3 separate regions of the Homo sapiens genome follow, and regions 2 and 3 are each linked to region 1. The links are chromatin contacts, found by Hi-C or POLR2A ChIA-PET in ENCODE. All regions are on one chromosome and are shown on one strand. The core of a region is the stretch at or near the end of the contact, and the rest is flanking DNA. Distances in the headings are between cores, read along the strand shown. Region 1 holds the start of ZNF333 (zinc finger protein 333). Region 2 overlaps CACNA1A (calcium voltage-gated channel subunit alpha1 A). Region 3 holds the start of SMIM7 (small integral membrane protein 7).

Region 1 (3,128 bases), core at 250-2,749:
GCATATATTCTTTGTGGAAACAAACACCTCACTCGTAAAACTGAAATCTGATGCATGATTTTCCTCTGGAGTTAATTTTTTCCTGATTTCTCAGTAGACACGAGCTTTAACCCCATTATTAAAAAAGACATCCCACTTATGGCCAACTCAATTTGAATTTCCAGTATTAACAAAGTTTATATCGTCTTTTCCCTGAAGTTCCATTAGTTTTGAAGCTCTGTGATTCACATGCTTGGGGGAAGGACTGGAGCCAACTTGAAAAGATCTGAATAACAGTCTTAGGTTTTCTTGATAATAATATTTGTGAAATAACTGAGAAACGGCTTTTCTTAACCTAACAGTGAGAAACTTGATGCCCACAGCAGAAGTAAAAGTCGTCTCAAACATAGAAAATAAAGAAAAACAAAAACAAAAAAAATTAAGAACTCCTCCTTTTGTTGTTGTTTTTGTTTTTGAGATGGAGTCTTGCTCTGTCACCCAGGCTGGAGTGCAGTGGCACAATCTCAGCTCACTGCAACCTCCGCCTCTGGGGTTCAAGCGATTCTCCTGCCTCAGCCTCCCGAGTAGTTGGGATTACAGGCGCCCACCACTACGCTCGGCTAATTTGTGTATTTTTAGTAAAGACAGGGTTTCACCATGTTGGCCAGGCTGGTCTCAAACTCCTGACCTCAGGTGATCCACCCGCCTCGGCCTCCCAAAGTGCTGGGATTATAGGAGTGAGCCACCAAGCCTGGCCAAAAGCTTTCTTATGAGAAAGAAAAAAAAGAAGAAAGAAAAAGTTATGGAAAAGGAAGAGATGCAAAGCCAAGCTAACAGATATTAAGCTAAAAGACTTCAAATTGTCAGTCTCCAAAAGAAATCTCTCGTCATCTAATTCATTCCTTAATGGAGGATGCATTCAATTTTTTAAGTAAATTTGGCCAATCAATTAAACCAGTTTGCACATGTGGACCCAGACCTCACTTTCCAGTTGCAAAGCTAGATAATATTAAGTATCATATCAAATAAAACGTGAATTACTAATTCGCAGTTATCTTGCATACTGTAGGCAAGGTAGGGCCGTCTTTATGCACTTTCCCTAAAAATTGGGAAGGACAGGTGAGAGCTGGGGCCGGTGTCACCACATTTCTGAGCTGTGGGACCTGGACTGTTTGGGATTTCCCTTTTGACAGGATGACAGCCCTGTCTGCCCGGACGGGGGGTACCTGAGAGCGAGAGACCGGGCGGCGGGCGCCCAGATGCGAGGCCCTGACTGTGTGGGCCTCACGCCGGCCACCGGCTGATCGCAGGGAGGAAACCCCTCACACAGGCGGAGCTGTTCTAGGCCCTCCAGTCCCTCCCCGCGCCAGCCGAGCCCTCCCCGCCCTCCCCGCCCTCCCGAGGGGCCGGGCCACACCTGCAAGCCAGCCGGAGACACTCCCACCGTGCCGTGCCGCACCGCGCCGCGCCGCGCAGCACAGCTCAGCCGCCGTCGGCCGCCGCCGCGCGCACTTCCGCTTCCGGTCTCGGGGCCGCCGGGAACGGAAGTGGCTGTGGCTCAGGCTGTTGTGGCCAGGGTAGCCTTAGGCGGCGGCAGAGAAACTAACGTCTTCTTTAGCCTCCAAGGAGAAATTCTAGTATTCTTACCCGGGGGATGAGGTTAGGCTCTGGAGTGGGGTCCCACAGAGCATGGAGGGTGGTGCTGGGGGCGGAGCCTATGTCCGAGAGACAGGGATAGGGGTGGGGCTTAGGTCCCGGGGCAAAAGTGGGGCGGGGCCTGTGCGCGGGGGCGGGGTGGAGTGTGGCTTGCCCTCCGATGGCTGATGGGCGGGGCTTGCACCCCAATGGCGGAGTGGGCGGGGCCTTGGTTTGCAGGGTGGTAGTAGGGGCGGGTCGTGCGCCTCAGGGGCAAAAATGGGGCGGGGCTTGTGCTTGGGGTGGGAATGGGAGCTGAACTTGCATTCGGAAGGCGGGATGAGGGGACCTGGGCTTCAAGGGTTGAGAGGGGCACACCCGACCCCTCCCCGGGTCTCTTTAGGGATGCTCAATATTTAACTTACCCTTTTCTCCTTCCTTTTCCCCAACCCCTTCCACCTTTATCCATGGGCTTAATCCAATCCCCTACAAAAATATACCCATACTTAAGATTGTTTTTGTATATTTTTATACGGCTGACCCTTAGGCAACGGGAGTTGGGGCGCCACCCTGTGCAGTGGAAAATTCACTTCTTTTGACTCCCCCAAAACCTACCTACTAATAGACTACTGTTAACCAGAAGCTTTACCAATAACATAAAGTTAGTTAACACATATTTTGTATATTATATGCCATATTCTTAAAATAAACTAAGCTCAGAGAAAAGAAAGTGTTATTAAGAAAATCATGAAGAAGAGAAAATATATTTACTCTTCGTTACGTGGAAGTGATCGTAAAGATCATAAATAAACGTCTTCATCGTCAGCTTCACCCTGAGTAGGCTGAGGAAAGGGAGGGGTTTGTCTTGCTGTCCCAAGGAGGACAAAGGTAGAAAAAAATCTACCTATAAGGGGATAGCCACAGTTCAAACCCTTGGTGTTCACGGGTCAACTAACTGTCTTTATTCTAAAAATAGGACGATGTATTTTTGTTTCTTCTACAGCTTGCCCTTCTCACTAAAAATAAGATGTGTGAATCTAAGACATAGATCTGACTTTTTAAAAACTATTTATTATGTAGTATACATAGTACATACCTATGGGAAAAGTTCAAACGGGAGGCTCACTCTATTCCTAAATTTTCCTCCCCTGAAACAACCACTGTCACTAGTTCCCTGGTATTCTTTATATATCAAGCACATGTGCAGTCATGCACCACATAACAAGGTTTTGGTCAACCACGAAACACATACACAGTTGTGATCCCATAAGGTTATAATGGAGCTGAAAATTTCTTATCACCTAGTGATGTTGTAACTGTCACAATGTTGCAGTGCAACACATTACTCACATTTAAAAAGGTTTTAAAAATATGAAAAGACCGGGCGCGGTGGCTTACGCCTGCAATCCCAAGACTTTGGAGGCCGACGCTGGTGGATCACTTGAGGTCAGGAGTTCGAGACCAGCCTGGCCAACATGATGAAACCCCCAGTCTCTACTAGTAATACAAAAATT
Region 2 (2,991 bases), core at 1-2,500, 1.5 Mb after region 1:
TGGTGCTAGCTGCTGACCCCAGCCCACCGGCCTGTCCCCTCCCCCAGACCATCTCAGACACCAGCCCCATGAAGCGTTCAGCCTCCGTGCTGGGCCCCAAGGCCCGACGCCTGGACGATTACTCGCTGGAGCGGGTCCCGCCCGAGGAGAACCAGCGGCACCACCAGCGGCGCCGCGACCGCAGCCACCGCGCCTCTGAGCGCTCCCTGGGCCGCTACACCGATGTGGACACAGGTGGGCAGCCCTGTGGTGCTCAGGGACAAGCAGAACAGAGGAGAGGAGAGGGGAGGAGAAGGCAGGGCGGAGGAGACACTAAGGAAGAAGAAAGGGAGAGGCCTCCATGGAGAGGGGACAGAGGGGGCCAGGCAGCAGCTGCAGGAACCTGGGTACTACCCCCTCCCCCCAACCCACTGACCTGCCTCGGTTCAGGGGATCTCTAGGGCCCCCACACCTTCCAGGTGGCCTCCTGTGTGTGCATCTGCCCCACCTCTCCCTCACGACCACCTGTGTGTCTGTCTGACCCTCACCCGGCCCAGGCTTGGGGACAGACCTGAGCATGACCACCCAATCCGGGGACCTGCCGTCGAAGGAGCGGGACCAGGAGCGGGGCCGGCCCAAGGATCGGAAGCATCGACAGCACCACCACCACCACCACCACCACCACCATCCCCCGCCCCCCGACAAGGACCGCTATGCCCAGGAACGGCCGGACCACGGCCGGGCACGGGCTCGGGACCAGCGCTGGTCCCGCTCGCCCAGCGAGGGCCGAGAGCACATGGCGCACCGGCAGGTGGGTGCGGCTGCAAGTGACCCCAGGCTGGGCTCGGCCGGGAGGCGGGGAGGAGAGAAGGGGATACCCCATCCAACAGCCACTCTAGGCAAAGGTCCCCGGATCCCGGCTGTGACCACCTCCCATCCTGCCCCCAAGCCACCGGGGTGCCCGGCGGCCGGAGCGGACACGGATCCCCACCACACCAGCTGCCTATGCTGTCCCCCCAGCCCCCTTGCCCACCCGCCGCCCCCTCCCCGCCGCCCGCAGCTGCTTGCTCCTCGGTTGTGGATCATATTTGAGTTCTGGGCCGTGCCGCCCGACCTTTCACTTTCCTTTAACCCGGCTTCTGTTTTTGTTTCAATTATGATTTCTGTCCTCTGGACGCCTGTGAGTAATTTTTGAAACTTCTGCTATTTTTAACCCCGAAACTTACAAAACTCCATTTCTCATTTCTCTTTTCACTTTGTTGTGTTGGTTTTCGACTCCTCCCCTCCCTGTCTCACTCCCCCTCCTCCCCTCCCTCCTCCCTGTGGCTGTTGCTTTTTTCCATTCAATGTCCTGTGTCCCCCCTCTCCTCCTCCTCCTCCTCCTCCCCCTCCCCCTCCTCCCTCTCCTCCCGGCCCCTCTCCCTTCGCTCCCCTCTCTTCCTCCCAATCCCGTGTCTCCTTTGATTTTGTTGTATCTTTTTTTTTGATTTCCTTTGTTTCAATTTTCGTGTAGGGCAGTAGTTCCGTAAGTGGAAGCCCAGCCCCCTCAACATCTGGTACCAGCACTCCGCGGCGGGGCCGCCGCCAGCTCCCCCAGACCCCCTCCACCCCCCGGCCACACGTGTCCTATTCCCCTGTGATCCGTAAGGCCGGCGGCTCGGGGCCCCCGCAGCAGCAGCAGCAGCAGCAGCAGCAGCAGCAGCAGCAGGCGGTGGCCAGGCCGGGCCGGGCGGCCACCAGCGGCCCTCGGAGGTACCCAGGCCCCACGGCCGAGCCTCTGGCCGGAGATCGGCCGCCCACGGGGGGCCACAGCAGCGGCCGCTCGCCCAGGATGGAGAGGCGGGTCCCAGGCCCGGCCCGGAGCGAGTCCCCCAGGGCCTGTCGACACGGCGGGGCCCGGTGGCCGGCATCTGGCCCGCACGTGTCCGAGGGGCCCCCGGGTCCCCGGCACCATGGCTACTACCGGGGCTCCGACTACGACGAGGCCGATGGCCCGGGCAGCGGGGGCGGCGAGGAGGCCATGGCCGGGGCCTACGACGCGCCACCCCCCGTACGACACGCGTCCTCGGGCGCCACCGGGCGCTCGCCCAGGACTCCCCGGGCCTCGGGCCCGGCCTGCGCCTCGCCTTCTCGGCACGGCCGGCGACTCCCCAACGGCTACTACCCGGCGCACGGACTGGCCAGGCCCCGCGGGCCGGGCTCCAGGAAGGGCCTGCACGAACCCTACAGCGAGAGTGACGATGATTGGTGCTAAGCCCGGGCGAGGTGGCGCCCGCCCGGCCCCCCACGCACCCCACGCACACACCCCACCCGAGGAGCCGCGCAGAGGCCGCGGGGGCCCAGCACAGAGGGCCCGGGAGAGGGCCAGCCGGGAGACCCCAGACTCTGGAGAGGCCAGGGCTGGGCCACAAGGGTGTCCCGCAGAGACCCTCGGCCAAAAGAGACCCTCCTGGGCAGCCACGGCGCCCCCCAACCAGCCCCGATCCCCCCACCCACGACAGGGGCTCTCGGGTGGGAGGCAGGGAGCAGACAAACCACACAGCCAAGGGATTTGAATTAACTCAGCCATTTTTGGAGAACTTTGGGGAACATGAAAAAAAAAAAAAAAAAAAAAAAAAAAAACATTTTTAAAAGAAAAAACGGGGAGAAAAAAATAGCTTCTATTGATGAGTTTTATCATCTCAATTGAATCTTTCCTTTCCCTGATGAAGACAGCTGGTGGCCGAGTGCGGCAAAGAAGCCAGAAGGAACCAGAATCCCAGTGCCCTACACCCACCACCAGACACACTCACACCCACACACGTTCTCAGACACACACAAGAGTGCTTGCCGGTTATACCAAACCCTACTATTACTGCCTGCAGAAATCAATTTAAAAAAATAATAATAACAATAAACAATTTTAAAAAGGACAAAAAAATTAATGATTGAGAAAAGAGGCATTTTTTTCTGACATTTGGTCCTGCTTGAAACAACAAAAGAAGAAGAAAAACCCACCATCACCACCGATTC
Region 3 (2,876 bases), core at 1-2,500, 2.0 Mb before region 1:
CCGGCCCGCGCCACCCGCTGCCGGTCCCCTCCAGCCCCCCGCCCCGGCTCACCTGGCTCATACTTGAGGTAGAGGATGGAGACGATGAAGTAACTGAGGTCGAAGACGGGGAAGAGCGGCACCCGCGAGAAGCTGAGCGCCAGTTCGCCCAGGCTCAGCGCCGAGAGCAGCTCCATGGCGCCCGCCTGCCCGCCTGCCGGGTGCCACCCGGGGCCCCGGCCTCGTCCGTCCCGCCGCCCGCGGCCCGGCGACTGCGCCCCCGCAGCTGGGCCCGCCCCCGCCCGCCAGGCGCCACCCCAGGCCCGGCCCCCGCGGGAGAGGAGGGGCGACGGCCCACCCCGGGACAGGTGGTGGGGACGCCCAGCACCACGGACGCAGCTGGACGGTCGGGCGTCCCAGGCGTTGACCCTCCTGCCATCGCTACCCCGTTCCGCCCAGCGAGGCGGGGTGCGGGGCACCCGTGCAAGGCGAGGGAGGCTGGGGAGCTGCCTGTTCTGGGGGCCCGTCCCTCACGGAGCCCACCCACGCGGGACGCCCGTTCCCAGGGGGCCGGATCGGCCAGGACTTTGTCCCCGTGGGCTCAATTAGGACCCCGATCTTCGGTGGAGCCCAGTGAGGACCCCTACGCCATGGTGGGACCCCATGAATCAGAACCCCTGTTCCCCGTGGAGATAGGTTAGGACCTCGGTCCTCTGTGGAGCCCCGTCAAGACTTTTCTGCCCCATAGGGTCCGTTCGATCAGGAACCCCGTCTCCGGTGGGGCTCTGCAAATCAGGACGTCTTGTGGGGGGCAGCTCAGTGGGAACCCCCGTTCCCCATGGGGCCCAGGAGGATCTCATTTTAGAGCCCAGTTGGTTGGGGCACCCGTTTCTAGGGACCCCACTGCGTCAGGACCCCGCACCCTGTGCAGCTCAGGAGTCAAAGGATTCCTTTTGTCCAGAAGCCCAATTTGGGACCCCAGAAAGTGAGTAGGAATTGCTGCCCAGCTAACCCTACGGCATCGAGACCTCACGCATGCGCGGCACGCTTCGAACGCGTGACCCAATCCCGCCCCCAGGAGACCCCGCTCCTCCCATTCTGGCTCTCGGGGCCTCCCCAGCGAGGTGGGGCGCTCGCGCTCCCCTAAGGGGGTCTGGCCTGCAGAGGGCGGGACCCTCCCAGCCTTGACCTTCGATTGGCCCAGCCCTCGCCACTGTTGCTTTAGGATTGGTCGGCTTGTGCTCCTCTCCCCTCCCTCCCTGGGGCTTCCGCTTCCGGTTCTGACGGACGCTTCGGCCGTAACGATGATCGGAGACATCCTGCTGTTCGGGTAATTAGGGGGACCAGAGGCTGGGAAGAGAGAGCCAGGCAGGACGCGGGGGCGCCCCTAGTAACTGTAATTCTCCCTCTGCAGGACGTTGCTGATGAATGCCGGGGCGGTGCTGAACTTTAAGCTGTGAGTAGGTCGCGGCCGGACTGCGGCTCCATCCGGGGAACCCGTAGCCCCGCCCTCATAAGCGTGATCTCGGCGCACTTCTCAGGCCCCGCCCCCAAGCCGCAGGCCCCGCCCTATCCGCCCTCTGGGCACGCCTCCAGCCTGGTTTATCTTCCTCGCCCCCCACCCCCCGAGAGACCTTAAACCCATACTCTCCGTTCCTTGGTTGTCCCTCTGTTCACCTTCCTGGAGAGCTTAAGCCCCATCCCCCAAGAAATAGCCCCACCGCGGACCTTCCGCCCTGCACCCGCACTGTCGGGCCACTTTGTAAACGGTCGGTGGCTGCTGACCTGGCTGTGATTGTCCGGGCAGTGGGGGCCCAGAGAAGGGTATTGAACGTCAGAGGTCACACAGCAAGTTTGCGGCAGGGCCAGGGCTGAAACTTAGTGTTTGTGGCCTTCTGAGCTGGGGGTCAGGGGGCTGAGGACTCTATGTCCCATTGAAAGTGGACACTGTCTGCTCCTCTTTGTAGGAAAAAGAAGGACACGCAGGGCTTTGGGGAGGAGTCCAGGGAGCCCAGCACAGGTAAGGTCTAATTGGATCCTGGAATTGCATGGTCCACTTCAGAGGACAGTTCTGTTTCGCCAAGCCCTACCTTCGTTTTCTTTCTTTCTCTTTTTTTTTTTTTTTTTTTTTTGACACAAGGTCTTGCTCTGTTGTCCAGGTTGGAGTGCAGTGGTGCGATCATGGCTCACTGCAGACTCGACCTCCTGAGCTAAAGTGATCCTTCCACCTCAGCCCCCTTAGTAGCTGGGATTACAGGTGTGTGCCACCATGCCAGGCTAAATTTTGTATTTTTTGTAGAGATGGGGTTTCTCCACGTTGCCCAGGCCGGTCTCGAACTCCTGGGTTCAAGTGATCCCTGCCTTGGCCTCCCGAAGAGCTGGGATTACAGGCGTGAGCCACAAGTTTTCTCTTTAATTGAGCGTGTGTGTGAGTGGGAGATGACTGAGAATGTGCTAGCCTTTCTGCCTACCTCTGTCATCTATTTCTTTCTCCTACCAGACCTCCCTGATGTGAGCACTCACATCACTTCCTACCGTTATAATGTTCTGTTATGTTTGCTGTCATCTGGCTAATGTCTGCCCCTCACATATGACTGTAAACTTCAGAGAAGAGGCCCTAGCTTGGCTTGTCCCATCCTTTGTTCTTGCCGTACCCGTCCTCCGATGCCTGTGAATGAATGAATGAACAACCTCACACATAGCTGTTGCTTTCAGAGTGCTGCAGACCTGCCACTTTTAAAATTAGATGCCAACATTAGATTTTTAATCAGGAGATTTTATATAAAAATTAAGATGTCTGATTTTTCTTGAAAAATTGGAACATTCTGCAACTCAAGATTCAGGAGAGCTGTTTGCATCTATTGAGTGTAGTTGAGAAGGACTCTGAGGAGGTGGGG

What was found. Hi-C counts contacts between places; a loop is a spot of excess contacts on that map. ChIA-PET counts read pairs that join two places held with the same protein, here RNA polymerase II (POLR2A). Pooled maps may share reads with other maps.
Region 2: a loop to region 1 is called in a pooled map, with 5 times the contacts of the local background. The contact joins the enhancer-like site here to the promoter of ZNF333 in region 1. A Hi-C loop is called at or near these places in 1 of 50 pooled maps. POLR2A ChIA-PET finds 5 or more read pairs at or near these places in 2 of 52 experiments (CD8-positive, alpha-beta T cell and activated T-cell).
Region 3: a map of CD8-positive, alpha-beta T cell shows a loop between it and region 1 (19-fold over the local background). The contact joins the promoter of SMIM7 here to the promoter of ZNF333 in region 1. A Hi-C loop is called at or near these places in 1 of 168 maps with a recorded cell type or tissue (CD8-positive, alpha-beta T cell) and 6 of 50 pooled maps. POLR2A ChIA-PET finds 5 or more read pairs at or near these places in 2 of 52 experiments (activated T-cell and naive thymus-derived CD8-positive, alpha-beta T cell).

Annotation. Positions count from the first base shown.
Region 1 is chr19:14,688,419-14,691,546 of GRCh38, reverse strand. ZNF333 (zinc finger protein 333) reads right to left here and starts at 1,499. Exons shown (of 12, transcript NM_032433.4): 1 at 1,397-1,499. RefSeq lists silencers at 1,156-1,525, 1,856-1,905.
Region 2 is chr19:13,206,555-13,209,545 of GRCh38, reverse strand. It overlaps CACNA1A (calcium voltage-gated channel subunit alpha1 A), which reads left to right. Exons shown (of 47, transcript NM_001127222.2): 45 at 48-234; 46 at 537-790; 47 at 1,493-2,991. The coding sequence ends at 2,233. Among named protein-coding and RNA genes, the nearest start is that of IER2, 58 kb to the right of the region's middle. RefSeq lists enhancers at 1-730, 1,037-1,306 and silencers at 717-906, 987-1,036. Within about 2 kb of position 1,250, at least 24 of the 41 ENCODE cell types and tissues checked have a DNase peak (open chromatin) inside an H3K27ac peak, as active enhancers do; they include CD8-positive, alpha-beta T cell, where a contact is called at or near this core.
Region 3 is chr19:16,658,518-16,661,393 of GRCh38, reverse strand. It overlaps SMIM7 (small integral membrane protein 7), which reads left to right and starts at 1,250. Exons shown (of 5, transcript NM_024104.4): 1 at 1,250-1,309; 2 at 1,394-1,435; 3 at 1,947-1,999. The coding sequence starts at 1,284. TMEM38A (transmembrane protein 38A) reads right to left here and starts at 255. Exons shown (of 6, transcript NM_024074.4): 1 at 53-255. The coding sequence starts at 176. RefSeq lists silencers at 188-437, 458-657.